Regions from separate parts of the Mus musculus genome. Here regions 1, 2 and 3 are each linked to region 4. The links are chromatin loops, found by intact Hi-C in ENCODE. Cell type or tissue: left cerebral cortex. All regions are shown on one strand. Region 1 overlaps Zfp251 (zinc finger protein 251). Region 2 overlaps Gm52199 (a long non-coding RNA gene). Region 3 holds the start of Arhgap39 (Rho GTPase activating protein 39). Region 4 overlaps Arhgap39 (Rho GTPase activating protein 39).

The links. Peaks named below come from ENCODE experiments on the same cell type or tissue, not always from the same donor. Only the 100,000 strongest peaks of a DNase experiment are listed, where the experiment ranks them.
Region 1: it touches region 4 in a loop (2.8-fold over the local background); 13 of 42 quality-filtered maps call a loop at or near these places.
Region 2: it touches region 4 in a loop (5-fold over the local background); 2 of 42 quality-filtered maps call a loop at or near these places.
Region 3: a loop joins it to region 4, with 6 times the contacts of the local background. A loop is called at or near these places in 20 of 42 quality-filtered maps.

What each region holds. Positions count from the first base shown.
Region 1 is chr15:76,847,744-76,855,743 of GRCm38, forward strand. It overlaps Zfp251 (zinc finger protein 251), which reads right to left. Exons shown (of 4, transcript NM_001007568.2): 4 at 4,388-6,871. The coding sequence ends at 5,250. Among named protein-coding and RNA genes, the nearest start is that of Zfp251, 20 kb to the right of the region's middle. In left cerebral cortex, a CTCF peak has its summit at 4,095 (motif pointing left); DNase peaks (open chromatin) are centred at 4,080, 5,922 and 6,415.
Region 2 is chr15:77,000,849-77,008,848 of GRCm38, forward strand. Gm52199 (a long non-coding RNA gene) reads right to left here. Exons shown (of 3, transcript XR_003951577.1): 3 at 2,711-3,930. Among named protein-coding and RNA genes, the nearest start is that of Gm52199, 10 kb to the right of the region's middle. In left cerebral cortex, a CTCF peak has its summit at 3,227 (motif pointing left); a DNase peak (open chromatin) is centred at 3,212.
Region 3 is chr15:76,814,408-76,822,407 of GRCm38, forward strand. It overlaps Arhgap39 (Rho GTPase activating protein 39), which reads right to left and starts at 3,759. Exons shown (of 12, transcript NM_001168288.2): 1 at 3,585-3,759. In left cerebral cortex, CTCF peaks have their summits at 3,811 (motif pointing right) and 6,354 (motif pointing right); DNase peaks (open chromatin) are centred at 2,426, 2,886, 3,267, 3,826 and 1 more place; H3K4me3 peaks cover 2,559 bases; H3K27ac peaks cover 2,185 bases.
Region 4 is chr15:76,740,563-76,748,562 of GRCm38, forward strand. Arhgap39 (Rho GTPase activating protein 39) reads right to left here. Exons shown (of 12, transcript NM_001168288.2): 4 at 951-1,034. Among named protein-coding and RNA genes, the nearest start is that of C030006K11Rik, 21 kb to the left of the region's middle. In left cerebral cortex, CTCF peaks have their summits at 1,038 and 4,859 (motif pointing right); DNase peaks (open chromatin) are centred at 2,499, 2,908, 3,088, 3,733 and 2 more places; H3K27ac peaks cover 1,234 bases.

The DNA.
Region 1 (8,000 bases), 110 kb after region 4:
ATGCCTATAATCAAGCATGATGGAACTTGAGGCAAGAGAGTCTTAAGTTCAAGGTCACCTTTGACTCCATAGCAAAATCTAGGCCAGCCTGGGCTACATGACACCCTGTGCCATTAAGAGAAAAACTATTAAGAGAATTTTGGCTCTGAGGTGAGAGAGAGATGGCTCCTCAGGTATAAGCACTATTATGTCAATTCTTGAATCTTGAATCACCTGCGGTGCTGGTAGGACTTCCTTAGGGATGGACTCAAACCTAGACTTGCAGGATGAACAAACCATTTGTTTGCTATACTGATTCCGTGAGGGCATGTCGTGGTTTGCATGAGAATGACTCCCCACACTCATGTATCTGACTGTTTGGTTCCCAGTTGGTGGAACTGTTTGGGAAGGGTTAGGAGGTGTGACCTTGTTGGAGGAAATATGTCACTGGGGGAGTGAGGTTTGAGGTTTCAAAAGCCCACACAGTCTCTGTCCCTCTGCCTACAACTTGCAGATCAGATCTGAGCTCTCAGTTACTGCTCCAGCACCAGGCCAGTCTGCCACCATGCTCCCAACCATGACATTACTGGACCACCCTCTGAAACTGTAAGCAGGCCCCCAACTAAATGCTCTATTCTATAAGTTGTCTTGGTTAATGTACTTCATCACAGCAATTGAAAGTCACCAAGAAAGAAGTAGGTACCAGAAGTGGGGTATTTCTATTACAGGTCTGAACATACTGTTCGGTAGAGAAATATAGAATCTATTCTTCTACCAACTCTTTATCTCCCACTTCTGTCTACTCAATTCCCAACCCGCCCCCCCCACCAGAAGTCCCAGTAACCCCACCTTAAGACATGAGTTAAAACAATGTAAAAAAAGAATATAGAAAGTTTCAATTCCAATATCCTCAAAGCTCAACCACATAAGGATCTTTCCCATCCAATGTACCCATCTACAGAAGTTCCCTTAGGGGGTGGTAAAATTGGACTTATGTTCTCCTTAATAGTTTTCAAGTTAAAATCCTTAAGAGAGCTGACACCTCTTCTGGGTGAGCCCTTTGGAGTATCAAACCAATTGGATCAATTATTGGGCCCCCAGGTTTATACATGGGGTGAATTAGTATCAATACTGAGTTTTGTTTTCTTAGGGGAAGAATGGATGTTGATAAAAATGGCTTTGAGGGCTACAGAGATGGCTCAGTGGTTAAGAACATGAACTGCCTTCCAGAGGTCCTGAATTCAATTCCCAGAAACAACATGGTGGCTCACAACCATCTGTAATAGGATCTGATGCCCTCTTTTGGTGTGTCTGAGGACAGCTGCAGCGTACTTACATACATAAATAAATCTTTTAAGAACAACAACAACAAAGAATGGCTTTGAGCATCATCTAAGAGAGGGAGCACCTAGCTGGACCTAGAGTCCTGGTTGTCAATGCTAAATGTCTTAATCAGGATCCTGATAGGATGGTAACAATGAAGTCCACTGGGGACATAGGAGGAATCTGAGGGTCCTTATTATTAGGGAAATAAGAAAATCGGTTGATCTCAGAATATTAAGGCTTTTAATGCTAAACTAGGGAGACGAAGTTCCAGCTGAATTCTCTTGTTTGTTCTTTCAAGGCAAGGTTTCTCTGTGTAGCCCTGGCTGTCCTGGAACTAGCTTTGTAGACCAGGCTGGCCTCAAACTCAGAAATCCGACTGCCTCTGCCTCCTGAGTGCTGGGGTTAAAGTCATGCACCACCACTGCCTGGCTTCCCAAATTAATTCTTTTCTTGTTTTTTTTAAGATATATTTATTTATTTTATGTATATGAGTACACACTGTAGCTGTCTTCAAAAACACCAGAAGGGGGCATGGGATCCCATTATAGATGGTTGGGAGCCACCATGTGGTTGCTGGGATTTGAACTCAGGACTTGTGGAAGAGCTGTCAGTGTTCTTAACCACTAAGCTATCTCTCCAGCCCCCTCCCCCCCCCAGATGAATTCTTAAAGGATCAAATGAGAAAATAGTCTGAATTAAAACTGGAGGACTCCTTTGATCATGGGATGCTAAAGTTACATTTTATGACCAACAGTTGGCCAGACATTTTTAAAAAGTTACTAAAGTTAGAAAGTTGGAAGGGTAGAGAACTTAAAGATTTGCTTGTAGAGGCCCAGGAAGAGCATGCGTGCAGGCATGAGAAGCAGAAACAGAAAGCTAAGATCATTCTCTCCCTCTGTGAACCAAATGCCCCTGGAACAGGACAAAGGCTTAGGATCCCAATGATGTCTTCCTTATACCTTTCTGGTAGCGGAGGCCCCGGGATGCTTACAGCAGACTAGGAATGGAGGAGAAATGATAAGGACAGGAGAAAACAAATGTGGAAAGGTGGGACACTTTGAGAAGGAATGCCTCATACATTTTAATGACAATTTGGGGAAGGGAATCAAAGGGTCTATTTTTCACTGACACCTCATGAGAGCCTTTAATGACAGTTCCTATGGAGGAAGAAATCATATTTCTTTTTGATCAGGGGAATTCCTTGGTCGTAACCAAGGTGAGGGGAGAATTCTCTCCTCCACTTTCTGAAAAAAAAAAAAACTACAATGAATCTTCAGGATAGGCAAAGAATAACACAGTTTGTGTTCCAGAAGCAGGAACCAACCTATAGGGGAGAGATTGGATATCCAAATTAGGAGCTGGAATGAACATTTTTCAGGATGAAGTCAAGGTTTCCCTTGATTTGATGATTCCCCGGGGCTGAAAAACAAATCAAACCTAATGTTTGGGCCCAAGAAGGAAACTGGTGTGACTTGCAGGGTCCTTCCTCCCATCCAAACCGAGCTGAAACACCCTATACACGCGTTAGAAGAAGGCGCTATCCTATCCTATTCCCTTAGAGGGAAGATTAGGGTTTAAACCTATCATGGCGCTCATGAAAGACAGACTTCTTAAGTCCTGTATGTCTTCCTTCAATACCCCAATTCTACCAGTCAAGAAGTATGATGGTTCATATCAATTAGTCCAAGATCTTAGAGCAATTAAGCAGATTGTCAAAAGTAAACACCTTGTGGTCCCCTCCTCAGTCAGACCCCAACAGTGGTTCAGGCTAACAGACTGAAAAGATGCCTTTGAGCTTGCACCATTAAGCTGACAATGAACCTTCTTTGCCTTTGAGTGGGAAGATCCCCATCTTGGAGAAAGCAAGAATATTAATGGGCTCCCATAATTCTTCTAATGGGTTTGACCAGATACTCGAACAGTTTTGAGAATTGTCCCACTACCTAGACGTGCCTACTGTAATATGCTGACGATCTTCTCCTGCCTTCTGGGGACTACCAGAACGAGGTTATCAACACCACTGTTAGTTTCCTTGGCAGTCAAGGGTTGTGGGCATCAAAAATAGGTCATTTGTATAAGATGAGGTTAGATATTTGGGGCATGCGGTCATTCAAGGTTGAAGGTTGGGGCCTGAAAGAACCAGTTGGTACTGCTTCTAGTGACACACAGTCATTAAGCCGTGTGTGATGCCATATAGCTGACCTGCATGCAACAGTAACTTCCACACAAACTACATTATTTTCCAAGATGAATTCCCTCATGTTTATTTTCAACTTAAATATGACAAGCAACCCCCTCAGTTTGCATTGCTTGCTAGAATTAATTAACTATGTATTTGGTTTTCTGTTTTGTTTTAGGTGGGGTCTCATGTAGCCTAAGTTGATCTTGAATTTGCTATGTGGTTAAGTGTGACCTTGAACTTAAAAGTGTGCATCAACAACAACAAAAAAAAAAATGTGCATCAAGACGCCCAGTTTTTACAGTGCTAGAGATTAAACCAAGGTTTTTGTACATACTAGGCAGGCACTGTGCCGAGTCATACCATCACTACAGACTGATATTGATTTTCACAGTTTTTTAATTGGCTTCATTAAGTCCAAGGAAACTGGGTGTAAGAATTCCTTAGCCACTGCAAATACAACATTGATGGCTTATTTGTGTACATCTTGCAGTAAAAAAAAAGTACAATATAAATAACACCATCAGGAACCTCCCAGTGTCCGCACTGACTCTGGGGTACACAGCACGGTGAGTATGTAGGCCGGATTCAGGCAGCTCTGCTGCCAACTAGTGTCCATCCAACCTCGCTTCACTGAGAAATGTTGTCTGGAGTTGGAGAAAACCACAGCTTGCTCAACTTCCAAAGGAACAAAAGGGTAGATTCTGAATCCATTTGCTGTCAGAGTGGAGGCACCCAACCTCACAGGATAACCCCAGTAGACGGTGAAAACGGGGAATACAACCAACCCCCCATCAAAACAAAAACAACAACAAAAACAAACCAAACCAAAATCAGTAAGAAACAAACAAACAAGGAGTCATAGTAAAAACAAAAAGTAAAATCTAAAATGCTTTTCAAAACTTTTTTTTTTTTTTTATGAGACAGGGTCTATGTAGCCCTGGCTGATCTGGGACCTCAAACTCAGAGAGATCCACCTGTCTCTGTCACTCGAGTGCCTGGCAAGACTTTTAAAAAACAAAACACAGACAGCACTTTGTTAAAAAGGAAAGTCTGGTAATGAGGATACCTGGGAGTCATGCTGTGTTGGCAGAGGAGAATGGAAATTACAACATTTGTACACTGCACATGACTAATTCAGTGAGGACCAAAAGATCTTTAAATTACAGCACCAGGACAATCTCCAGCAGTTTTACTCTTTGTAGCTGTCCTTGTCACTGCTGGCCCTAAGCTCTGGTCACCACAGCTGTCAGTTTGTGCTGATGTCTCTGCAGCCTCCACCCTTCGCCTCACAGTGGCTTCCCCCCAAAGCTTCCATATCCTTTGCACCTAGAGAACCTACATTTAGTCCCACCAGCCACTGACAGAGACACCTCGGTCCCCAAACCATCCACATGCTTGCCAATCATGGCCATATCTTTCCTTAGCATCATTGAGACAAGCCAAATCCCCCAGTTCTCTGGGTTTCTCTCTTAAAATCACCAATGAAGAGACGTCCTCATCTTGAAACCTCCCATCAACTGCTCTTTAGTGTGGGAATTCAACCCTGTGATAAAAACCTAAACTTGACCTGATGCTAACGTGACCTGCTGTTCTGAGTGGGTCAGGACCTTGGGCATGGAGTGTGGGTTGGGTGGACACAATAGGCTACACAGCCCCAGCCTCCTAACGAACAAGTCTGTTAGTAACAGTTCATTTAACTTGCATTATGCAATCCTACCTAATATAAAGCAACGTTTCTAAGCTTTTTTCCACATTTGTCACATTAAAAATCTCTTTCTTGGAAAATCTTTTTGATTTGAATTAAGTATCTTTCAGATCCGTCCTTCAATTGTGGCTTCTCTCCAACACGCGTCACGTGGTGTGGAGTAAGGGGCGACACACCACTACCAGCTTTACCACCACATTCCTGGCATTTGTAGGGTTTCTCCCCAGCCTGACTTTTCTGATAGTCCATGGACTGTGAGGAAGTGCTGTAAGTTTTCCCACACTCATGACAACCCCGGGATTTCTCATCACTTCGAATCGTCCACTGCAGGACAAGTTTCGCACTGTGGCTGAAGGCCCTGCCGTGTCTCTCTCCAGCGGACAGATGGCTGGAGTCATAAACAAAATCGGGGCCACACTCAAATTCCTGTGGGTTCTCGCCCATGTGAACCCGCTGGTGCTGAGTGAGGGCTGACCTCCTGCTGAAGGCCTTCCCACAGAGCCCACACTCGTAAGGCTTCTCCCCGGTGTGAACACGCTGGTGGAGGGTGAGCTGGGAGCTCTGGATGAAGGCCTTCCCACACTCCGCGCACTGATAGGGCTTCTCCCCGGTGTGCACTCGGCGGTGCTGCATCAGCGTGGAACTACGGCTGAAGGCTTTGCCACACTCGCCGCACACATAGGGCTTCTCCCCGGTGTGAATCCTAACGTGCTCGGTAAGATGAGAATTGAAGCCAAAGGCCCGGCCACATTCTCCACACACGTAGGGCTTCTCGCCAGTGTGGACCCGGTGGTGAAGGAACAGGCTGGAGCTCTGGCTGAAGGCTTTCCCGCACTGAGCGCACTTGTGGGGCTTCTCCCCCGTGTGGATCCTCTGGTGCTGGATAAGGCTCGCGTTCCGACTGAAAGCCTTTCCACACCAAGTGCAGCCGTGGGGCTTCTCCCCGGTGTGGATCCTCTGGTGCTGAGTTAACTGGGGGCTTTGGCTGAAGGCTTTCCCACACTCATCACACTTGTAGGGTTTCTCCCCTGTGTGTATTATACGGTGCTGAATGAGACTTGAACTTCTACTGAAGGCCTTCCCACACTCCTTACACCCAAACGGCTTTTCTCCGGTGTGAATTCTCTGATGCAGACGGAGATAGGAATTGAGCCCAAAAGTTTTCCCACATTCCTCGCACTTAAATGGTTTATTCCCAGTGTGAATTCGCTGGTGAAGAATAAGATTTGAGCTGTGTGTAAAGGCCCGCCCACACGGACCGCATTCATAAGGCTTTTCCCCAGTGTGACTCCTGCGGTGCCGACTTAGGTCTGAATTATATTTAAACGTTTTATTGCATATGTCACATTTAAAGATTCTCTGTCCTGCTTTATTTCTTTGAACTGTAACAACACTTTGGCTGGGATTCAAGTGTTTGTCAAACACAGAAGTCTGGGCGTTCTTGGGAAACTGCTCCCTACAGACCGCAGCGTCCTTTTTAGCAATGCTCTTCAAACCCTGAGTAGCAGAGCTTCCGTGGCTCCCATCTCCCTGACCTTCATGGGCACAAGCTTCCTGGGGCTCAGACGCCTGTGAATAAGCCCTTGGGAATTTCGGTGATATGAATTCTGGGGTTTTTACTTCTTCGAAACATTTCTGGTTTAAAATGGATAGCTCCTTCTCGGCCTCGATCTCAGAATCTGTTAAACAAAAAGCACAAATAAATGAGCAGAGAAACCCCTGTCAGCAGAAATCACAATTTGCTTCATGTTCCCATAAGTTATGATGCACCAGTTATGAATGCACGCCTTTGGTCCTGGCGCTTGGGATGTAGAGGCAGGTAGATTTCTATGAGTACAAGGCTAGCCTGGTCTACATAGTAAGATCCAGGACAGTAAGACTACATAGGACCCTGTCTCTAAACAAACAAACAAACAAACAGAAAATAAAAAATAAAGCTATTATGCAAAAACCAGATGCTTCAGTAGAAGAATATGACAAAACCTAAAAATAAAGACAGCTGACTAGCAGAATAAAGACAGCAATGTTCACTAGTCATCAAAGCAAGGGAGAGCCAAACAAACTGCCAGTGTTAAATCAGCAAATTAATCTAGTCAACAAATACAAGGCCAATCATGTTCCAGGTAAGAAACACAACAGGAGACAGACAGACACAGTCTCTGCGCTCAAGAGCATCAAGAGCATGAGGCGCTGCTCGGGAAGGCAGAGGATGACTTTTTTTTTGTAGTTATTGTTTTGTTTTCCTGAATCAAGAGTTTTTGTTGTGTAGCCTATGGTGGTTTGGGACTCATGACCCTGTCACCGAGTGCTGGTATTAAGTTACATGGCACCGTTTTCAAAAAGGAATTGATAAGTCTGTAACATGGAATCAGTGTATACAGTCAGAAGATCCCGTGAGGAAGGGTGGATCGGAAGCAGGTAAGGGCGCCAGCGAGCAGGGGCAGACGGCGCACAACTGTCGGAATGTGAGGAGGAAGTCACCGCGTCCAAGGACTAAGAAATTCTCACCATGGCCAGAGCAAGAGGCGGGTGGCAGAGACGGGGACAGGCACAGAGGGTGCTGCACAGAGGCTGAGAAGACTGGGTTTAAGAAGCAATAGGTTGCCAGGCAGTGGTGGCACAGGCCTTTAATCCCAGCACTTGGGAGGCAGAGGCAGGCGGATTTCTGAGTTCGAGGCCAGCCTGGTCTACAGAGTGAGTTCCAGGACAGCCAGGGCTACACAGAGAAACCCTGCCTCGAAAAACCAAAAAAAAAAAAAAAAGACGAAGAAGAAGAAGAAGAAGAAGAAGAAGAAGAAGAAGAAGAAG
Region 2 (8,000 bases), 260 kb after region 4:
AGAAGTGTCACTGTGGGGATAGACTTTGAGGTCTCATTTGCTCAAGCTATTCCCAGTATGGCACACAGTCCCTTCTGCTGCCTGCAGATCAAGATGTAGAGCTCGCATCTCCTTCTCTAATACCATGACTATCTGTCTGCACACTGCCATGATGATAATGGACTAAGCTGCTTAAACTGTAAGCCAGCCCCAATTAAATGTTTTTTCTTTATAAGAATTGCCACAGTCATGGTGTCTCTTCAAAGCAATAGAAACCCTAAGACAGACAGCCACAGGACTTCCAGGAACATTCACGAAGTATGAAAGAGAGATGCCATGTGCTCTGGTACGTCCCTAGCCCTTAGGGCTACGATGGAACATGGTAATGCATAGTCATAGCCCTTCAGCCCTGTATCCCAGCATCCAAACTCTGTAAAAAGCTTCATGGGGCAGATCCAAGCCTAAGAACCGTCATCACAACCTTCCCTCCTACACCTAGACTGTAGACATGTCCCCCCTACACCTAGACTGTAGACATGTCCCACTACACCTAGACTGTAGACATGTCCCACTACACCTAGACTGTAGACATGTCCCACTACACCTAGACTGTAGCCATGTCCCACTACACCTAGACTGTAGCCATGTCCCCCTACACCTAGACTGTAGACATGTCCCCCTACACCTAGACTGTAGCCATGTCCCCCTACACCTAGACTGTAGCCATGTCCCCCTACACCTAGACTGTAGCCATGTCCCCCTACACCTAGACTGTAGCCATGTCCCCCTATACCTAGACTGTAGCCATGTCCCCCTACACCTAGACTGTAGCCATGTCCCCCTACACCTAGACTGTAGACATGTCCCCCTACACCTAGACTGTAGCCATGTCCCCCTACACCTAGACTGTAGCCATGTCCCCCTACACCTAGACTGTAGCCATGTCCCCCTACACCTAGACTGTAGCCATGTCCCCCTACACCTAGACTGTAGACATGTCCCCCTACACCTAGACTGTAGCCATGCCTCACTACACCTAGACTGTAGCCATGTCCCCCTACACCTAGACTGTAGCCATGTCCCACTACACCTAGACTGTAGCCATGTCCCCCTACACCTAGACTGTAGACATGTCCCCCTACACCTAGACTGTAGACATGTCCCACTACACCTAGACTGTAGACATGTCCCACTACACCTAGACTGTAGACATATCCCACTACACCTAGACTGTAGCCATGTCCCACTACACCTAGACTGTAGACATGTCCCCCTACACCTAGACTGTAGCCATGTCCCCCTACACCTAGACTGTAGCCATGTCCCCCTACACCTAGACTGTAGCCATGTCCCACTACAACTAGACTGTAGCCATGTCCCCCTACACCTAGACTGTAGCCATGTCCCCCTACACCTAGACTGTAGCCATGTCCCCCTACACCTAGACTGTAGACATGTCCCACTACACCTACACTGTAGACATGTCCCACTACACCTAGACTGTAGACATGTCCCCCTACACCTAGACTGTAGCCATGTCCCCCTACACCTAGACTGTAGCCATGTCCCACTACACCTAGACTGTAGACATGTCCCACTACACCTAGACTGTAGCCATGTCCCCCTACACCTAGACTGTAGACATGTCCCACTATACCTAGACTGTAGACATGTCCCACTACACCTAGACTGTAGACATGTCCCCCTACACCTAGACTGTAGACATGTCCCCCTACACCTAGACTGTAGCCATGTCCCCCTACACCTAGACTGTAGCCATGTCCCCCTACACCTAGACTGTAGCCATGTCCCCCTACACCTAGACTGTAGACATGTCCCCCTACACCTAGACTGTAGACATGTCCCACTACACCTAGACTGTAGCCATGTCCCCCTACACCTAGACTGTAGCCATGTCCCCCTACACCTAGACTGTAGCCATGTCCCCCTACACCTAGACTGTAGCCTTGTCCCCCTACACCTAGACTGTAGACATGTCCCACTACACCTAGACTGTAGACATGTCCCACTACACCTAGACTGTAGACATGTCCCCCTACACCTAGACTGTAGACATGTCCCACTACACCTAGACTGTAGACATGTCCCCCTACACCTAGACTGTAGACATGTCCCCCTACACCTAGACTGTAGACATGTCCCACTACACCTAGACTGTAGACATGTCCCACTACACCTAGATGAATTATTGCAATATACTGTCATAAATCATTGCCCTTACAATGACATCATAACAAGCTTATGTCATAACCAGGATGGCTACTGAGTGTCTAAAGGGCAGGTAGCCAGCTGTCTAGGAGGGAGCTTTGCATCCTGCCAGAGCAGTGGGTTGCCCAGCTCTTGACAACATGGGGTCAGAATCCCAGCTGAGAAAGGACCTTTTTTAGACAGGCCTTCAGCAAAGACCAAAGCTGAATACATCCCTGTGGACTCCCTAGGCATGGCCTAAAAGAACTAAATGTCTCGCCTTGAAAGGGCTTGGCAGCTGGAGGGGATCTGCTCAGCAGGAAGAAGGCCTGACTTCACCGCTGGCACGGAGTGGTCTTGGACACAACCCCACCCCTGATCCAGTTTCTACCCTCCTCTATCCTGGAAGCCTAAGTCCCTCTGATGACAGCTAGTGACAATCTGACTCTCCTGTTTCTAGGAGGCAGGACCTAGAAGGACATGACCATTCCACTCCTTAGACCATGGCTCAGGATCTGAGGCCCTCCCAACCTTTGAGTAGTTTCAACTGAGGACACCTTGATTCTTCCATGGCACTCTAAGCTTCTTGAGGCTGGTTATAGTTAACCAGAAGACCAGAGATGGAAAGTGACTTGCCAAAGGTCACACAGCAAGAGGACAGCCAACAGCAGATCCAGATTTCTAGGCACCATGCCCAGACCTCTCCCCAGGGGAGATCCTGAGACCCTGAGACCCAAAGTAACACTGATGACATCAGGGACAGAGGGTGTTGTTAGGAAGGCTGTGTTGTGCCAAGAGTCAGCAAGGACATTGTATGAGGTGCCAGTATTAGGTCTCTGAGACCCAGGAAGTTCACTGACAAGGAGAGCCAGGGCACTCACTCAGAGGAGGGTGTGACTGGGAACTGCCAAGTTCATGATGTCCCCCGCGATCTCCTAAACTGACCCCCTTACCTTCATGCACTGACCTTGGCTCAGGATTCTGGTTGGAATGCCTCGGAGTCCCATCTTCAGGGAGATGGGTGGCCCCTGGGTGCCATCTAGTGGCAATGAAGAGACATGCTGCCTTTCCCCACCCTCTGAACCACAGGACTAAGGGACAACCTGAGCAAGATGACTGTTTTTTTCAGCTGAGGAAACTAAAGCCTGGTTGAAGCACACCCTGTCCAGTCAAGGGCAGCCCTGAGTGTTGAGGGTCTCTCAAAGAGGCGAGGCTTACCCGGAGTCTGAGCTGGAAGGCTGTGTGTGCTCTGTGAGTGGATAGGGGTCGGAGGGAAGGCAGGATTTGGTCTGGGAGCCAACACCTGAGGACCAGGTGGGAGCTGAATTACCAGAGAGAAGGCTAAGGTGATAGTCAAGGCTTCTCCATAGATCAAACCATAGCCAGAATGCTCCCATCATCCCGAAAGACAAACATGACTAGAGAAATCCCCCCAGTCTTAGGGACAACCAAGGCTAGAGAAAGCTCATGGTTGTGAAGGTCTTGCTTTCAGGGAGCTCGATATATTATTTGTTCGCTCTGCAAATGAGCTTGTTTTCCGTGGCTGCCCTTAAAGTTGCAGCAGACCCCGCAGTCCAATGACGCAGGCAAACAGAAGATGCTGTAAGAGATGAACAGGATACAGAAGCACCTGATATCTGCAGGAGGTATATCCCATGATGCTCTTGTGGGTGTCTGGAACTATGGGCAGAACCAAACTCCATCCACAATATGGTTTTTTTTTTCTTCCTACACCATACAAACCTGTGATAAAAATTTAATGTATAAATTAGTCACAGTAAAAAAAAAACAATAGTAACTGATATCATAAAAAGATGAATTATTGCAATATACTGTCATAAATCATTGCCCTCACGATGACATCATGACAAGCTTATGTCATAACCAGGATGGCTACTGAGTGTCTAAAGGGCAGGTAGCCTGTGTTGTGTGGGAACAGTACATAAAGGGTGTGGTCAAGACAGTGTGGCAGTGAGAAATTTTTATCCTATTATTAAAATTGGCTAAACAATTTAAAACTTAGGAACTGGCTGGGCACAGTAGCTCAGGCTTTTGATCCTAGCACTCAGGATGCAGAGGCAGGTCACTCTTTGTGAGTTCCAGGCCAGCCTGGACTACATAATGAGTTCCAGGCCAGCCAGAGCTACATTAGTGAGGTCTTGTATCAAAGAAGCTAACCAACCAACCAAAAATCTAAATACCTTAGAAACTATTTATTTCTGGAGTTTTCTATTTAGTATGCTCAGAACAGAGTTGGTTATGGGCAACTGAGAAGCAGAAAGCTAGACCAAGACGAAGAGGGAGCTCTGGGGCTAGAAAGACAGCTCAGCAGTTAAGAGAGCTTGTTGCTCTTTCACCCGGGTCCCTACCTAGGTTGGGGACCCCCTGTCTGGCCAATAGTGTGGTGCTCCAGGGTTGAAACACCTCTGCAGATGGGACTTGAGCCCCCCAGGCTCTGTGTGACCACACTTCATCCCTGGTGTATGACAGCACCAGAAAGGGAACTGAACCCAGGCTAGTCTTTTGAAGACAGGGTGGGGACCAGGTCCAGGGGGACTCACAAACTGCCTGTAATTCCAGCTCCAGTTGATCCTCCTCTTCTGGCCTCTGCAGGCAACTGCACATAAACCTATATATACAAACATAATTTAAAATATATATTATATACAGGATATTATATATATACAAAGAGGGAGCTGCCCTTAAAGTAATGGGCTCTGAAACCAGACATATCTGGCTGATGGTGTTCCTTGTGGAATCCCCATGTGTCGGAGCTGAAACCATGACCTTCATTTACTGTGTGACTTTGGGCAAATTACCTGACCTCTAATCTTTAATATTGAGAGAGAGAGAGAGAGAGAGAGAGAGAGAGAGAGAGAGAGAGAGAGAGAGAATCCTTCCTAGGTGATTGAGGTTCAGGTCACGTCTGCTTTGTTTCCTGTTGCTGTGGATAGTGCCCTGTCTTCAAACGACTAGCCTGGGATCAGTTCCCTTTCTGGTGCTGTGATACACCAGGGACAAAGTGTGGTCACACAGAGCCTGGGGGTGCTCAAGTCCCATCTGCAGAGGTGTTTCAACCCTGGAGAACCACACTATTGGCCAGACAGGGGGTTCCCAACATCCTCTCTCCTGGTACTCACCTCTCTACTGGGCAGAGGGCTTGGTCAAGGCCCTCCCAAGGCCACCAGGACAATAAGAACATGTCACTGTGACTTTTGAGGCCAGGTTATAATGATTCTGTGGTTTCCCTGTGGCTTCTCAGATGGCTTGGGTGAATCCTGTGTGGTACTGCAAGGGCTCTTCGGGTGGAAGGTCTTGTGAGGAAAGCCTGCTGGCCTTGGGAGGAGCCATATAGGAGTAGAGCTTCATGTTCCAGGCTAGCTCAGGGGCTGAAGCCTGACTCTGCAGGAGAGACCGGAGCCAGCTGCTTTTTCCTGCAAATTCCCAGTCCCCAGAACTACGAGTGTCCCTGCAAGCTGCATTAAGATGCTGAACTTAGATGTCAGATTTTGTTAGGAGATAAGTGGGTGATTGGGTGTCCAGAGCTAATTGCCAGGCACTGGCACTGAGCTGAGCTTGATTATCACAGAGACCTTCTGAGTAGTCCATCGCCTGTACCCATTCCACGGATGCAGAAATGGGAACAGGTTGCCTGAAGAAACTCTGATATCTTGCAGCTCTGGATCTCCACTGGCCATATGGCTGTCACCTCCTGCCTGGATGACCCTGGCTGACATCTGGGTCAGGACAGGGTCCCTGATGCCCCTAATTCTGGCTGAGGCTGACGCTGGCATTAACATCAGTGTGGGCAGCAGAGCTGGCTGTAATCATAGCCCATGGGAGTGCTATGCTGTGCTCTGTCTAGGGAATGGCTTCTGTGCAGTTCCTTCCCATGCAGCTTAGTCACTGTGGCTGGGAGCAGGCTCGGGGCACCAGGATTCCAGGTGACCACCATCGCTGCACTTCCTGTAAGCCCACTGATGTCATATACCCCAGGGTGATGAGGTCGTGCACCTCATGGTGCGCACAGGAAAGGACTCAGGGGCTCTATTGTCTGTGTCAAAGACAATGGCAGGACAAAGATGGAGCCTTGGGGGGGGGGGCTCAAGCTGTTCTTGCCTCTCTAGAGGCTTCTGGGTCCTCACAGCACCCGGGGTCAAGGGTTAATGGAAAGAAACTGAGCTTCTCAGAGCTGAATGAGCTTCACGGGGGTTGACCTTTGCCTGGGTCCTGGCTCCAGCTCCTACTCTCAGTCACCTCAGGCAAGTTCCTTACCTGCTCTATGCCTCTGAAAATGTCACATGAAAACATAGGAGGGACAATGGAACCTGTTCCCCAAGTGTTCGTGGGTTCTAGACTCTGGACCCTGGGTGGTTGGTGTCTCCCCGGTGACCTCATGTGATCCCTCAATTCCCTCAATGAGCACACAAATTCATTAAGACCGAGGAGTTGACATCACCCTGTATCTGCAGTTGTACACAGGCCATGGGGCTGTGGGCACCGTGAGTAATCAGGAGGGACCCCGAGTTTCTGGGGTAGGAGCACACACGGGCTCAGCTCATCATGAGAGCCTCATCCTCTGGGCTGGCAGTGTGCAGTTCAGTGGGTCTTTGTATACCTAGGGTTGAGCTCTGATGCCCCAGTATACTCCAGCCTGCCCTGCCCCCCACCAGTTACTCTATTCCCCCTGCTTCTTAGCCACACACGCTGACCCACATTGGTCTTGATTCATTGGCCCTTGGGTCCTTTTTTTTCAAAGCAGAGTAAGCTGTTTCTGCTGAGGAGAGGTCTGAGACTTGTTAGGAACAAAAAAAAGGGGGGGGGGCCCAGGGGAAGAAGGGGAAGGGAAAAGGGGCCCAATGTCCGGCCAGAGTTCCTGTGCTCTGGGCAGGTGGACGTAGGCATTGGAGGGCTGCCGGACACGTTCCACTCAGCCCTGGATGGGCATCTAAGCCTCTGACCCCACTCGGCGAGGAGTGGACAAGGGACCCTGAGGCGACACCCTGTCGTGCTGGGGTTATAGGAGAGAGGGATAAGGGAAGAGGTTCCCAACACTGACCAGAGTGCACAGCAGATCTTGATGGAGCAGAGACTCACTATGGTTTAAGAGCTTTATTATAGAAAGACAGGGGGAAAGAGAGAAGAGAGAAAGAGAGAGAGAGAGGGAGAGAGAGAGAGAGAGAAGGCTAGAGAGAGAGAGAAGAGAGGAAAGAAGAAAACAAAGAGAAAGGAAAGAGGAAAGAGAAGTGAGAGAAGTGAGAGGTAAGAGGACAAAGGAGTGAGAGCATAAGAGAGTGAGGTGGGGGCTGAACAGCCCTTTTTATGGTCTTAACTGGGGAGGAGTTTAGCCTGAAGGTCAGAAGCTTGGGCCATTGCTTACATGACTACTGACCATGCTTCTCTTGAGGGGGCTGTGGGAGGTAGTAACTTAGGCAGAGGCCAGAGTTCCAGGAGCATGAGGGAACGCCTACCGTGTCATGAAGGTGAATTATGACCATCAGGGTTCAGACCTCAGCTCCACTGGAGACCAGCCTGCAATTCCCCACAGAGGCTCAGATCGATCAAAGTACTGGATTGAGCCCACACAGTTCAGCAACTGAAAATGGTATGTGGAAGATGTTGGCAAGACTTCTAAGGACCCTGGTCACCTTTCTTAGGCCTAGAGCCCAGAGTTACTGGGCAGCCTTGGTGCCTGAGGGTGGGGTAGTGGTACAAAGGAGGGAGAGGGTTTGGGCGTTCTCCAGAGTTGCAGGGGCAGAAGGCCTAGGGGGCAGTGCCTCCAGACACCAGTGTCACATGTGGAGCAGGGGGTA
Region 3 (8,000 bases), 74 kb after region 4:
CATACATACAAACACACACATACTCAAATACACACACACAGACAACTCATATCACACACACAGAGACATACCACATACACACATATATACACACTACACACATATACCATACAAATACAAACACATACAAACATACCTGTACCACAAACACACACAGACTTACATACAGACACACCACATACACACGCATACACATATCACACACACAACCTCCTACACACTCAAAACACCAACCGAGAGGAACAGATGATGCCTGGCTCTTCTCAGTATACACTGTAAAAAGGTTAGTATGCATTCTCCATGAGAGAATGACACATCACTATAACTCACAACAGATGCCAATAAAGTTCACTTATGTTACTGTAACAGCAGAGACGGACAGGACATTGGGCACTCCTAACTTGCATGAGTTCAAGAAGACACACCTAGGAAATGTCACCCAGGTCCTGATCACTGTAGCAGCAGACATGGGCAGTGCTAACCCAGGTGAGGAGAGACTACCTAACAGGTTGCTAACAGCTGCCCTAGGACAAGGTCCAGGTCAGACTCTGTCACAGGGCACAGGAATACCAGGGGCATAAGTTGGGAACAATTCAAGGGGCCAACAGAGACCGAACAGGGCAACACAGGAACCACAGAGGTCAGTAGCTGAGGGGAAGCGTGTTATCTGGGGAGGTGAGAAAGGAACAATGGGAAATGGGGCTCAGGAGCCAGTAACCAACTCATACTGTCTCTGCATGTCCATGGCTGGCTGCACATCTAGTCTACCTCAGTGAACACAGCTTTGTGACAACATAAAGCCTCACCCAAAAGGCCAACTGTGAGGATTGCTTGTAAGATCCAGTGAAAAGGTTCTGCCAGTCAAACTGGACATTTCAGCACAGGAACATAGTTCAAGGATTTTTTTTTTTCTTCTCTCAACAGCATCAAGGAGTCAAGACACCTCAGGAGAGGCTGCAATAGCTAGACTGCGAAACTATGCACGGACCCGTGAGTCTTTGTTGGGTGCAGTTCCTAATCCACAGCCCTCTGCCCCAGCAGGCATATGGCAGAGGCCAGAATGAGACTGGACTACTTTTTTCTTTTGTTTAAAGACATGGTCTCATATAACTTAAGTGGTTCATATAACTCAGCTTGGCCTCAATTCTTCTTTCTCCTCCCAAGTGCTGGACACCATATCCTTAGGAACAAACAAACAAACAAAACATTCTCACCTTCACTGCCACAAGTCTCAAGACCTCACTTAACTTTTCTATCAGAGTACGAATGCTATTTTACCATTTTCCAGAGTAATTCTGAGATAAAGAGGGAAACGTAATGACTAGATTAACTGTTTCCTTGAAAAACACAGCAATCCCCCTCACTTTGGTTTAAAGTCTATCTGAACTTCTTCCGGTAATTTACCAAGGCCCGCTACCATACAGGTAAAACCTGGCTCTCATTTTGTTACTTACGTCTTCAGTGTCAAAGTTTATCCTTAATAAGGTTACCTTTCTTAATTCAAAGGTAACACTGTGCAGTACAACACTGTAGGCCTGGCTCTCACTGCCCAGGGCCTGCATGCCCCCTTCCCTCTGGCAACACCAAGCTCACGTCTCCCGGTCAGCACTGTGGCAATCTGTGTGCTGCACGAGAGGTTTCCTTACCAAAGAGACTTTTAAAGCAACTCTATGCAATTAATTTATCTAAGTGTATAAAATTGTTCTTTTTTTCTTTAGAAAGATTTGCTTCCAACCAGCTAGATGTGTGTGTCAGTGCGTATGGGCACTTTGATATGAGAGATAACTCCTAAAATTTATCTTCTGACCTCTACTCGACAGAGCTGGCACAAACATAAAATGAAAATAATTAAACACACACACACACTAGCCCATACACACAAAATGAAAATAATTACATGTATGCACACACACATACATACTTGCACACACACAAGTACTTTGTGCCAAGCATGGCAATGCATGCCAGACAAGATCATGAGTTTGAAACCTACCTGAGCACATAGCAAAATTCAGACGAAATTACAATTTTAACACACACACACACTTAGTTTATGCACTTTGTAACACACAGTCCAACCTATACCTAACCCTGACAGCTTGCAATTTCGTAGCAAGAACAATTCCTAACACTCAAAACTTCCCAGGTGTGAAAAATTTTACAAGTCTTAAGTCACAGAGTCCTCACAACAGCATTCTGAGACCAATACTATTAGTGTACCCATTTTACAGCCAAGAAACCAAAGGCAGAGAGACCTTACCTAATACCACAAAGCCAGTAAAGGAGGAGTCATGACTCAAGGGCGGTCAGTCTGGCTCCAGAACCAGCACTCATTTTCACTCTGCTCCAGACTCTTACAAGACAGCTGATTAGACCACGAGCTGGAAGGAGTCACATCTCTCTATTCCCTCCTAGGCACTCAGAATCCCTTGAAGACTGGCTTTCCGGACTATCCAGTCACACCTCTCCTTCTAATTCCCTTCCCCCCACGTTCGTTGTAAAAAGGGGAGCAGGGACAAAACCACCTGCTGTTTACAGACTGCGCCCAGGACGCAGTGCTCAATTGCCCTCCCTAGCTCCCAAAGACAAACGTCCGTATTGTCTGCACCACGGGAGGAACTGAAGCCTTGCAACTGTACGTTTTTCTGCAGAGGTCACTGGAGGCCTGGCCAACCCGAACAACACTGAAGGGGGAGGGGGTCCAGCCGCATTTTTGCGGCTGAAGGTTGCGTAGCGCCCACAGCAGCTGCGGTGAGCAGCAGCATGGAACACACCCACAGCTGCCGCGCCCGAAGCGGGCAGCACGTTTTAAAATAAAGACAGCCTGCCTGGCCCGGGATGCACAGCCTGCCGGCTCGCAGCCCCCACCCACCCCACGCCTGCCAAACAGCAGGCGCCCAGGGAGTTCCAAGTCTGAAAGGCCGGGGAGAGGACCACCCGAGCCTGCCGCAGAGGCCCTGCCGCGAAGCCAGGGCGCACCACGCGCAAGCAAGCCACGACCCGACCCAGAGACGCCCACCGACTGCCGGGCATCGCGGACAAAGCCTAGCCCGCAAGATCCTCGTTCGGCAAGCACTATCTCTCACCACCCCCAAACGGACCGGAGCCCAGTGCACAGAAAGGGCACAAGCACACCACCGGCTCTGGGCCTGGACACAGAACGCACGCACACCTGTCCTCGGGCTGACTACACACACCTGTCTGCAGGCCGGGCACCCTCACATCTCACACCCACCATCAGGTCCACCCCAACCCCAACCACCTCAAGCAAAGGGCTCGCACACAACTATCTTGGCCAGGGACACACACGCACTCACGCCCATCCAAAGGCCGGGCACGCGTGCAGACCATGGCACCCTCACACCCACCACCCTCGGGCCCCTGCTCTTACGCAAACCCGCCTTCACACTCCCTGGCCCTTGGCCGCGGCGTCCTCCTGCGGACCCTCCCCTACCGGGTCACCTGGGGCCCCGATTTCTAGCACGACTGGACTGGGGGGCCTCCGCCTGGGCCAGGCCGTGGGGCCGCAGCGAGGCCTCTCCGCCATCTTCCCGGCCCGCGCCGCCCACCTCCCGCGCTCTCACCAGCCGGCCCTGCGCCCGGAGCGCCGCCACTGCCCCTCATCACCGACCGCACGCTGCGCCCCAGCTCCCGGCGGCTCCCGGCCGCCGTCGCCGCCGCAGCCAGCGCTTCACGTCCTGGGTCTCCGCCGCTGGTCCAGTGCGCTGCGGCCGCGCGTCCCCCGTCACCAAGCGCAACCCCCCGCCTCCGACTCCGCCCCCGCGAGGATGGTGGCGCCGCCAGGGGGCGCCGCCCGCGAGGCTGCAATGCGCCTGCGCCACCGCGCAGCCCCTCGGGAGCTCCGAGGGAGCCTTGCCTCTGTCGGAGGCCCCGCCCCCGATGCCGCGCTAGCCGGCCGTTCCGCTCTCACCTGTACCCGCCCACTTCTGGAGGTCTGGGTCACCTCAGGTGTGTCCTAACGTGGGTGTGGCGTGACTCTATTAGTTCTAGCCCTGCTGGGGTTCCTAAGCTTGAGATATACCTCTTCCTTGACTCTGGAAAGGTAGCTATTGTCTAAAATACTCTGCGTATTCCATGTTTGTAACTTCCCTTTATTATTTTCCTCCTTTTATTTCCTTGACTATTCTCGTAGTAACTCAGGCACAGCTTTAAATGTGCTCTCTTTTCTATTTTTTTTTTTTTTTTTGTAATGTGTATTGTGTGTGAAGCATGTGCACGCACGTGCCAACAGTGTCCGTGTGGAAATCGGAGGACAACTCCTTTCACCATGGGTTCTAATGACGGAACTCGCATCATCAGGCTTGCACAGAGAGCACCTCTACCCACTCCATGGCCCTTTTAACTTCTTATTAATTTTTTTTAAGAGAGAGAATTTCAGATGGCCCAGGCTGACCTTCAACTTCCCTATGTAGCGAAGGATGACTTTGAAACTCTAATCCCGTCTTCATCTCTCTTGTGCGAGGATTACAGGCACCATATCCGGTTTACACAGCTGAGGAGGTGAAACCCATTCTAGGAAAGCCCTTTACCTACTGAGCTACATCCTCAGCTGCCATTTGGGTTTTTTGTATTTGACGAGCTCTTGCTCTGTGTACCCGGGCTGGCCTCAAACTTAAAATCCGTCTTTAACACATTACAAGTGCGTTTGTCACCCTCCCAGACTTCGGAATATTCAGTGTTGTTGTTGTTGTTTTTGTTTGTTCATGTTTTCGTTTTTTGAGACAGGTTTCTCTGTGTAGCCCCGGCTGTCCTGTAACTCGATCAGTAGACCAGACTAGCCTCAAACTCAGAGCTATCTACCTGCCTCACTTTGCTAGTGCTGAAATTAAAGACGTGGGCCATTACTGCCCGACACCAGTTCTTTACTTTAAAAAGAAAAACACACACACACACACACAAAAAAAAAACCAAACTTTTTTTTTACCTTGGCTTGACAATTAAGAGTAAATACTGCTCTTCCTGAGGATTCAAGTTCAATTCCCAGCATCCATGTCAGGTGACTCAAAACCACCTATAATGCCTGACAGAGGTGGCACATGCCTTTAATCCCAGCACTTGGGAGGCAGAGGCAGGCGGATTTCTGAGTTCAAGGCCAGCCTGGTCTACAGAGTGAGTTCCAGGATAGCCAAGGCTATACAGAGAAACCCTGTCTCAAAAAACCAAAAAACAAACAAACAAACAAAACAAAACAAAACACCTATAACTCCAGCTCCATGAGATCAATAGTATTCATGTGTACACACACACACACACATTTTTTAAAATGGTGAAAATGAGCCTTCAGAATATTTTGCTTATTTAGTTTGTATGTCTGTAGGGCTGCATGTGTCAAGACCTCTGTAGAGATGTCAGAAGACAAACTCTAAAGGAGTCATTTCTCTTCGGCTATTGAGTCCCGAGGATGGAACTTGGGCCATCAAGCTAGTGGCAGGTCATCTCCAGCTCATGTCTTCATTTCTCTGTGTCGTATTTAAATTCCACTTGCAGACAAATAAAATGGCCCAAAGCTCTTCCAGGACTGCACACAGCGTTCCATCTGTATCCAGACCAAGAGAGCTCAGAGCCTTCCACACCCCGCAGTGCTGCAGACCCAAGCCCTGGGGATCTCCACTGTGCTCACACTTAGCACGTCCTTGCTGAGTCATCCTGGGCTCTGCTCTTAGGTATGGATGAGGGCTCCTGCTCTGTCTCCAGCCCCCTCAGCAATGCGGCTGGAAACAGACGTTCTAAATGCTGCAGAAAGGAACGCACAAGCAGCAAGGCTATTTATCTTTGCAAAAATGAAATTAACCGGGCTAGCAAGTCCTCGAGGGCCAGAAGCTCACTTCGAGTGTATCCTAAGGCAGGTGGTGACTGTGTCTTTTTTCCTATTGCCTGGGGTCACCTCATAGTCTTTTCCTGATTCAGCCTGATTCAGTTTAAAAAGATTCAGCTTGGAGTAAATGAAAGGGAGAGGGTGAGGTGTCAGCTGCTGCAGATCACGTTTGGGAACTGGAGGAGGGCAGGGCCTTTGTGGAAAGAAAAGCTTTACCAGGTAGAGGAAAGTAAAAGGTTTGAATTTCTTTACACAAAAGTTTTAGAGGGTGTGAGATATACAGAATATTGGCCTTTGGTGACGAATTTTTTTCCTTGTTCACCCACCTGAAGTAAGCTGACTTGGATGAAGGAAGACCGTCTCCTCCCTGCGGCTGAAGAAACATTACCAACATGGCTGACTGGATTCCTTTTGAGTGTTTTTTGTTTGTTTCAATATTTTTGAGATGTTTGTTATGTTTTATGTGCTTGCCTGAACGAGTGTCTGTCCCTGTACCACACATGCAGTGCCTGTGGAGGCCCAGAAGAGGTCATCAGACACCCTAGGATTGGAGTTGCAGACGGTTGTCAGCTGCCCTGTGGGTGCTAGGAACTGAACCCAGGTCCTCTAGAGGAACAGTAAGTGCTCTTAACTGCTGAGCCATCTCTCCAGCAATGCCCACCGCTAACCCCTGCTGCCTCTCCCCCCCCCCCCCACTTCTTTTTAAGATTTATTTATTATTATATGTAAGTACACTGTAGCTGTCTTTAGACACACCAGAAGAGGGCATCAGATCTCATTACGGATGGTTTGTGAGCCACCATGTGGTTGCTGGGAATTGAACTCAGGACCTTCGGAAGAACAGTCAGTGCTCTTAACCACTGAGCCACCTCTCCAGCCCCTGTCTCTTCCCTTTTGAACCTTTGGTCACAAACTTAGAATGAGTGCTGCTCACTCTCAAGCAGTCTTGTGTTTCTCTTCAGAAGGCTTTCAAAGATGGTGGCCATTCCATAACTTCTCAGAGCCCTTTAGTTAGGCCTCCTATTGGAAACCAAAAGTCTCCCTCCCATTACCAAACTACAGGACTGCACACACCCATCTCTGGCCTCCCACTTTCCCTGCCTGTGGAAAGTTTGCAGGCTGTTCTGCTCATTCTGAAGGTTGGACTAGAGGTCTGGACTTCTTTCTGTCCCTTGCATTATTAATATGGCCATTTCTATTGAACAGTTTTCAAGAACACTCAGATACATGCTAACATTGTTCTTTTTTGTTTCTTTCTGTATTTTATGTGCATGGGTGTTTTGCCAACAATATTTGTGTACTATGTTTGTGCCTGGTGCCTGTGGAGGTCAGAAAAGGGTGTCAGATCCCCCAAGGGATGGAGTGGGATGGCTGCGAGGAACCTAACATGAGTCCTCTGGAAGAATAACCAGTGCTCTTTAAAGGCCGACTACTTGGGCTGGTGAGATGGCTCAGCAGGTAAGAGCACTGACTGCTCTTCCAAAGATCCTGAGTTCAAATCCCAGCAACCACATGATGGCTCATAACCACCCACAATGAGATCTGATGCCCTCTTCTGGTGCTGTCTGAAGGCAGCTACAGTGTACTTATGTATAACAATAAATAAATCTTTGGGCTGGAGCGAGCTGGGTTGATCTGAGCAAGCAGAGGTGCTAAAAATTCAATTCCTAACAACCACATGAAGGCTCACAACCAATTGTTCAGCTACAGTGTACCCATATACATTAAATAAATAAATAAATAAACCTTTAAAAAAGTAAATAAATACATAAGATAAAGCCTGAGTACCCTCTCACATTATTCTTTGTAAAAACAAAATCCCTCCATTACTTCCTATCCTATGCACCCTACCATACTCTTATTTCTTTGGTGACTGTGTCCTGGAAAAACAAGCCTAGCACCTCAGTATCACCGTGTTTTGGTCTTCCCTTGTTCACAATTATGCACAGACACATTCCTGTTTAGGTTACTTGTTGAATACAGTGCCTTCGTCCATTATCACCTTTGTCTTTACCTCTGGGGAACATTCAACACCTTACCTTATGGTCGAATGGCCTTTGTTGAGAGGAGTTCTGATGCTTAAATTGTCAAGTGGGGAGGATTAAGAAATGTCCCAATTCTGGGCATGGTGGCACCTCCCTTTGATCCCAGCACTTGGGAGGCA
Region 4 (8,000 bases):
TCCTGTCTGCCACCGATACTGACAATATCTAGAAAAGCCTGCAGAGCCTCTTTAGTCCACTGGGATTTGTGGCTGTGAGGGGTGCCTGCTTCCCTGGAAGCACTACAGGTGTCTATATGCAGATGGTGATGGCCATGTTACTAATGAGCCCTGATGTTAAGGGTTAACAGCCCCCCAACAGTGCTCGCCAGCCGAAGGCTAGATGGGGCCATCTGCCATATGCAGTGCACCTTCTCAGCTTGCGACAGTGGCTAAGTAAGGGTCATGAGAAATCTCACACCTCGTGGCCAGAGCTGAGGTCTGAATTGTCACCATGGAGATAAGTCTCTACCAGACCCATATTGCTGATGAGAAAATGAATCCCAGGGAGGCCGAAAATACACCTGCAGTAACAGTTACTTAGGACCAGGGCAGAATCGGATTTCCTTCCACATCTAGGAAACAAATCCAATTGGATGAGCAAACTCTCAAGGCCTCTCATGTCTTTCAATTTCTTCCCCAGTACCAATGCTGTTCCTGGGTGGTCTGTGTTTAGGACCCCTGGAGACCCTCAGGCATAACACTCTGCAAATGCCCTACATTTGCCACAGCAAACCAGTCACTAAGAAAGATTATAGGTGGCTGCTACCATTTTGTTAGGCTGCCAGAGGGTAAGACACCTGGGTCTCCTGATTGGGCCTGGTAACTGTAGTATGGGGTCCGTATCACCCAGGGGTAGAACACACATGCAGGATCCCTTAGACCTCATCCTTCCTCCAGAAGCTGATAGGAGCCACACGACTCTTCCAAAATGGAATTCCCAGTGAGGCTGGCTATGTTGAGTGTCTTGTGCTTACACCCAAGGTGCTGGTGAGCTTTACAACCTCCCCTGGGGCTCAACCAAACTCCACTCCAGCCCACCAGGACACTCAGATCAGTAGACAGGTGTGTCCAACATCGGGCAGTTCTACCTGTAGTGAAGGAGCTGGCCGTCGGCACTGTAATCCCGGTATACCTCATAGTCCTTCTCCAGGAGCACACCTGGTGGCGAACAACTGAAACACAGCAGAGAGAAAACGACATGAGTCTGGGTGCAGCACACAGGAGCACAGCACACAAGAGCGGGACTGCCCCTCACATCCCTGGGGATGACCTGGGTTGCACTTCTTATGTTCCTTCGTTCCTTCTTGTCTTAGTTTATAGCTAGGAGCTCACTATGCAGCTCTGGCTGGCCCAGCACTCCCAGAGATCCATCTGCCTCTACCTTCTGAGTGCTGGGATATAAGTATGAACCACCATGTCGCTGTGTTCCTTTTTATGGTCTAAGCAAGAATTCTTCCGTCTTTCCTATCTTCTACGGTAAGAACAGCCAGAGTGGTCCAGAGGCCATGGAGCATGCCAGGATACCAGCCCTGTCCTAGAATGTCAGCCACTGTTCTAAGGGCTCAGAGATGGAGCTACTGAGAGCTTTAATCAGATATGGCAGAAAACCAGAGAAGACATGCTACAAAGACTCTTCTGGGGACTGTAATGTTCTGAGGGCAGACAAAAAGACATCTAGGAGATATCAGAAGTGGGTATCTAAATAGTGATTATCCTTGTCAGCTATCCAAGAGGCAGGTGGCCAAACTGACACCTACTTGTGACTGAGAAGGAACTTCCGTAGTCTGGAAGGAAAGATTGATTTAGTCTGATGAGGACTATCTCTACTGAACCCTGGCTTTTACACCACTCAGTAAGAGAAGGCAGAGAGCCAGGATGCTAGTGTAGACGCTTGCTGCCAGAGGGTAAGACCATTTTGGAACAGCTGCTAATGCATAGATAGAGGGGCACTGGCTGCTTTCAGTCTTTATTGCTTTGAGACAGGGCCTCACCATGCGGACCTGCTGACTTCAGACTCACTGAGCTCCTTCTGCCTCTGCCTCCCGGGTTGGGATTCAAGGTGTGCACCGTTATACCCAGTCTAGATGTCAGTCTTAAAAAGCTAAAACAAAAAGTTACTAGTAGTATTAATGGAGACTTGTAGCCTCCTAGCCTTCACTTAAAAGTTAAAGAACAAGCCGGGCGGTGGTGGTGCACGCCTTTAATCCCAGTACTCCGGAGGCAGAGGCAAGCGATTCTGAGTTCGAGGCCAACCTGATCTTCAGAGTGAGTTCCAGGACAGTTAGGGCTACACAGAGAAACCCTGTCTCAAAAAAAAAAAAAATCATTAGGAAAATTTCATATTATATATAATCTTGAATAGTTAAATTATAGAAGGATCACAAGTACCCTAATGTCTTTTACGACCTGCATTCCATTTGCACACACCTCATTCATTCCTTAGATCACACTTTAGCCTGGATGTGAATGAGATGCGGCTTAAATTTCTTTGTTCGATTCCTTGGCTCTAGGCAAAACAGCAGATTTCTGAACCGGCATATGTAGTACTGTTGAAAGAGCCTCTGAATGCTAGAGAATTTTCATGGTATATAGTGTTAATCCTGCCAAATGGAGCAAACTCCTCCACTTTTAACTCTCCTCATTTTGATCCTAAGATCCGAATGTGAGCATCTGCCGACAGGGGATACCTGCATTCCTCCTGGACAGTAGGTGGTATGAATTCCTCAGGAGGGGCTATAGATACGATACCTAGACTCCCAGGGCCTAGAGACCAGACTATTCAGTTGTATGATGGGCCTGGTCTCTCTCCAAACTGTAAACTCCTTCAAGATTAACTACCTTCTAAAAATAGAATATCCTCCCCTTCTACTGTTTTATATTCAAACACGAGCCTTAAACTGTCCTCACGGAGCTCAGTACAGATCTATGGAAAAGGTTCTCGTCATCCAGGAAGGCTCACTACCACTATGTCCTTCACGAAGTCCTCCTGGTTCAAGTATTGAAGCCGCTGAAACTTCTCTGCCTGAGCTACCAAACACATCACATGGAGCCGGTGTATAACCAGGCATATAACCACCTCCTGCGACTTTTCTGCTTTTTAGCTGACTATTTAAAAACCAAGTGTATTCGGCAACAACAGCAACAGAAAAGAAGCCGACATCTCGGGCGTAAAGTGACAGTGCAGCTCAGTAGTGGAAGCTTACCTCGGGCACACAAGGCCCTGGGTTCAGTTTCAAGCATCATTCTCATCAAAGTCTCACTTTAGCTGGGCTTCGGGATCTATGCTCGTAACTTCAACAATCGGGACACTGAGGTTCAAGGGCAGCCTGGGATAAGCATTAGGACCCTCTTTACAAGTAGAATAAGGACCGTGCTGGGTCAGAACTCTAAGGTGGTTGAGGGGCGACTATGGGGTGGCTTAGTGGGTGAAGCATGAGGATCTGAGCTCAGACTCTAGCATCTACGTAAAAGAGCCAGTGTGACGTCACACACCTGAAGCTCTAGGCTGGGAGACGGAGATCCTCAGAGCTGATGGACTAGCAAATCTAGCCAAAATGGCAAACTTCAAGGTAGTAGGAGGTGTTGCTTCAAAAAATACACTGGAAAGTGATGATAGACAAAGACCTCTGAAGCTGACCTCTGACTTCCACAGGCACACAACAGACAGGCAAACACATCGGCCTAGACTCACACACAAAATAAAAATACTGAAAAAAAAATGTAAAAACAGTTAAGGGAAGATGCTGAAAGTAAAGAGGCAGAGCTCAATGACACCACTGTGCGAACACGTGGCAGAAAGCTGCCTGCTCAGACACCGAAGCCCTGAGAAAGCACAGGCTCCGAGACTCACACACAGTCTGATTACCAACCCAAATGCACACGCCATGCTTTGCTTTCACCAACTCACACTGAAATCTGCTTCTAACCTAATGATATGGAAAGGCTACCTTGAAGACTACTCCCTCTGAGGGAGTGATGAGTTTCTGTGGGAGTAGAGTGCTCTTAAGAGATGAGTTAGCTGCTGAGAGCAAGGCACTGTGGGGTAGGTCAGCGCCTCTGTCTCTCCCCTGCTCCACTGCCTCTAGTCTATAATGAGCCAAAATAAGGCAGTTTCCTCTGTGAATCACCTCGCTAAAAATATTTAACTATGGGGGCTGGTGAGATGGCTCAGTGGGTAAGAGCACCCGACTGCTCTTCCGAAGGTCTGGAGTTCAAATCCCAGCAACCACATGGTGGCTCACAACCATCGGTAACGAGATCTGACTCCCTCTTCTGGAGTGTCTGAAGACAGCTACAGTGTACTTACATATAATAAATAAATAAATCTTGAAAAAAAAAATATTTAACTATGGGGGCAGAACATGGCCTGAGACAATATATAAGAATTCAGTACACAGCCTATAGAAAATTAGGAAAATATTACATATAGTAAGAAGAAATTACACGTGTAAAAGCCAGGTGAGCACACTGTTCCTGTGTCATGAAGTCATGATCGTCCTCTTCAGCATTGCTTACTGGTGTGTGCCACCACATCTCTCAGACTGTTAGACAATATTTGAAAACTGCAAGAACATATGCCTAAAGACTCACAGTACATAACACTACAGAGACAGTTTTATTTTTACTTCTGTATGGTCTTTCAAAGGACCGAATGAATGAATGGTAAATATTAACAGAAACTACTGGTCAGTATCTTCAAATATAGAGTTATAATGCAGAGCAAAAGCTAGAAAATAACACATGACGTGTAAACACAACTGTAGTGACCTCTGCCCCATCTGTGCTGAGCTGCCTGGTCTAACCTCTGGTGAGACAGCGTTATCTGAAAGGAGGAAGTGGACAGAGTTGTTCCACTTATAGCAGCAGAGGAACTGGGGGCCGGGGGGGACGACGGGGACCGAGAAGGTACATGTGCAAGGACTAGGAACAAGACGGAGTATCAGGGAAACACCTGGGACTAGCTAGTTCACTGTGGGTTCAGGAATGGGTTGATTACCTGTCAACACCACCACTAGGTGGAGACAAAGCCTTCAACACATGAGTCTCTCAGGAGAAAATAGGGTGATGAGCCACAGATGAAGCACAACCTGGAGTAAAAATTGCCAAAGTGTGTTGCAACCAGTCATGCTCAGAATATATGTGTGTGTGTGTGTGTGTGTGTGTGTGTGTGTGTGTGTTACAGGCTTAGGAACAGATCAAGTATGCTAGAAAGAAATCTTTGGGGAAATGTAAGCTTATGTAGAAATAATAAGCCCATGGAAGATGTGTATGTGTGTGTGAGAGGGGGGGGGGAGAGAGAGAGAGAGAGAGAGAGAGAGAGAGGAGCTGAAGACTCTTGCCCCCCACACAAGCATGCTATAAGCTTAAAACTATACTATGGCTTTTTTCTTAAACTAAGAAAAGACAGTTGAAATTTTCTGAGTGAGAAAAAGTTTCAGTCATACAGCCTTAGGCTAGCCTCAAACTTGTGAATGTCCTTCCTCAGACTTTGAAAGCCTTCTGTCAGAGGTGCCCACCCCACCCCGTATGGCTAGTGTTTCTTAGTGAATGAAGCCTACAACCCAGAGACAGATGAGCTGACCGATGGCTCAATCTCAGACAACAGCCAGCTGCTTCTTTCCCAAGCTATCAACATTAAAAGAGGAGGCATGATACCACTCCAACATGTCTGTTGCTAGGTGTTGGTGGCGCACGCCTTTAATCCCAGCACTCGGGAGGCAGAGGCAGGTGGATTTCTGAGTTCGAGACCAGCCTGGCCTACAGAGTGAGTTTCAGGACAGCCAGGGCTACACAGAGAAATCCTGTCTCGAAAAAACCAAACCAAACCAAACCAAACCCAAAAACCAAAACAAAACAAAACAGCCCAACAAACAAACAAACAAACAAACAACAAAACCAACATGTCTGTAGCAGAATTAACTGCAACATTTTCAGATAAAATGCAAAAGAAATTTATTTTACAATCCATCTAACCATGTAACTAAAAAGATCCTGTATAACCTTCAGATGCCATTAACCTGCAAGGCATGATAAAGACAGGGATCAGCTGGGCGGGGTGGCTCGTGCTTATAACTGCAGCAAAGGGGAAGACGAGGCAGGAAAATTGCCATTACTTTGAGGCCATCTTGGGAGACATAATGAGTTCCATGTCTGGGACCCAGGCTCAAATAAAAACAAATTAAAAATTAATGTCAAAAGAGGAAGCTAAGATCTTGAAGTTGCTACGTGATGACTGTGCTCAGCTCAAACTACACTTGACTGGATCTCTTTCCTTGGCAACACCTGTTTGTGTGAAGAGGCAAAGATATTGTCACAGTTCACAACATATGAATGTTTGCCATTGGTTTCATTTGCCATGGTATGTGTGTCTCTGTGTGCATGCTTGTTTGCATGCATGCAGAGACTAAGGCTGTCATCTGATGCTTCTTGTTTTCGAGATAGGGTTTCTCCATGTAGCCCTGGCTGTACTGGAACTCGCTCTGTAGACCAGGCTGGCCTCAAACTCATAGATCCTCTTGACTCTGATTCCAGAGTGCTGGGATTAAAGGCGTGTACAATTATTCCCAGTTTTTGTTTTTTTGAAGCAAGGTCTCTCTATGTAGGCTTGGCTGGCTGGAACCACTACACAGACCAGGCTGGTCTCATGAACTCATAGAAATCTGCCTGTTTCTGCCTCCTGGGATTAAAAGTGTGTCCCACCAAGCCTGGATCCTATGGCTGGCTTTAAAAAAAAAAAAAAGGGTGTTGGTATCCAAATGCAGGTCTTATATTTTCATGGCAGGCAGTTTCCCCACTGAGCCATCGACCTAGTCCCAACACTGGTTTTGATGTCAGGGACTGTCACTGTTCCTGCTCCTTGGAGCAGCTATATTGGCAACCTGCTGCTCACAAGGTACTTTGGTTCCCTCTCAGAACATGACCCTAAGTGCTCTATTGAGCAGATGCCCTCCATCATGTGTAGTATCCCTGTCCTCACCAGGGCGGAATTCTGGTTTATGGAGTACCCTGCAAAGAGGACAGCCAGCCAGTGGACCTGGCCCAGAATGAACACAGATGGTGAAATTAGCAGAAGAGGGCATGAGAGTAATTCAAAGTGTGTTCCATATGCTCAAAGTTAGAAGGGGAAGCAAGACAAAAGGAAAGCTGAATAGACTAAGGGAGGTGACTCAGCAGGCCAATACTCTCAGCAGGCCAATACTTGCCTGATGATCTCAGTTTGATTTCCAGAACACAAGTAAAGATAGAAGGAGAGAATCAACTCTACAAAGTGGCCTTCTGACATCCACATGCGTACGGTAGCACGTGTGTGCATACGGTAGCACGTGTGTGCTGTTCCCATATATACAATACACTTACACCAGTAGTAGTAGTAACAATAATAATAGTAGTAATAAAGTTTAAAAAAGGCTAAACAAGGCATCAGAAGCATAAAATATACAAAAATACAAAATGACCCAAGCTAAAGTTCCAGAGATGAGGAGCTAGGTCTCTGAGCCAGCTGTTCGGTAGAGTGCTTGCCTAGTTTGCATAAAGCGCTAGCACTGACTAAAACCAAGTGTGACTGCACACACCTAGAATTTTACTTGGGAAGCAGAGATAGGAAGACCACAAGTCCAAGGTCATCTTCTGGTACATAGTAAATTCAAGGTCAGCCAGGATTACACAAGACCCTGTCCCAAATACTTAGAAAGTTGGGGTGCAATGATGGCTCATCAGTTCAGGGTGCTTCCTGCTAGTGTAGAGGACCTGGGATCAGCCACCAGCTTCCTCTCAGCAGCTCACATGGGTCTGTAGCTCTAGTTCTAGGGAGTCTGACACCCTCTTCTGGTCTCTGAGAATACTAGACACAGGCATGGTACAGAAAACATGCAGGCAAAACGTCCCCACATACAATACATCTTTTTAAAAAAGTAAAATTATTTTAAAAAAGTTATGGAGATGAGCACTTCCATTTACAGAGGTACTGGCAGAGAGAACAAGGACTGAGGGGTTGTCGAGATGGTAACAATGCATAGCAGTTGGAGGAGGAGATGGTGCACACCTTTAATCCCAGCACTCAAGACGCAGAGGCAGGCAGATCTCTGAGTTTGAGACTAGCCTGGTCTACATAGTTAGACCCTGCTTTTAAAAGGAAGCGT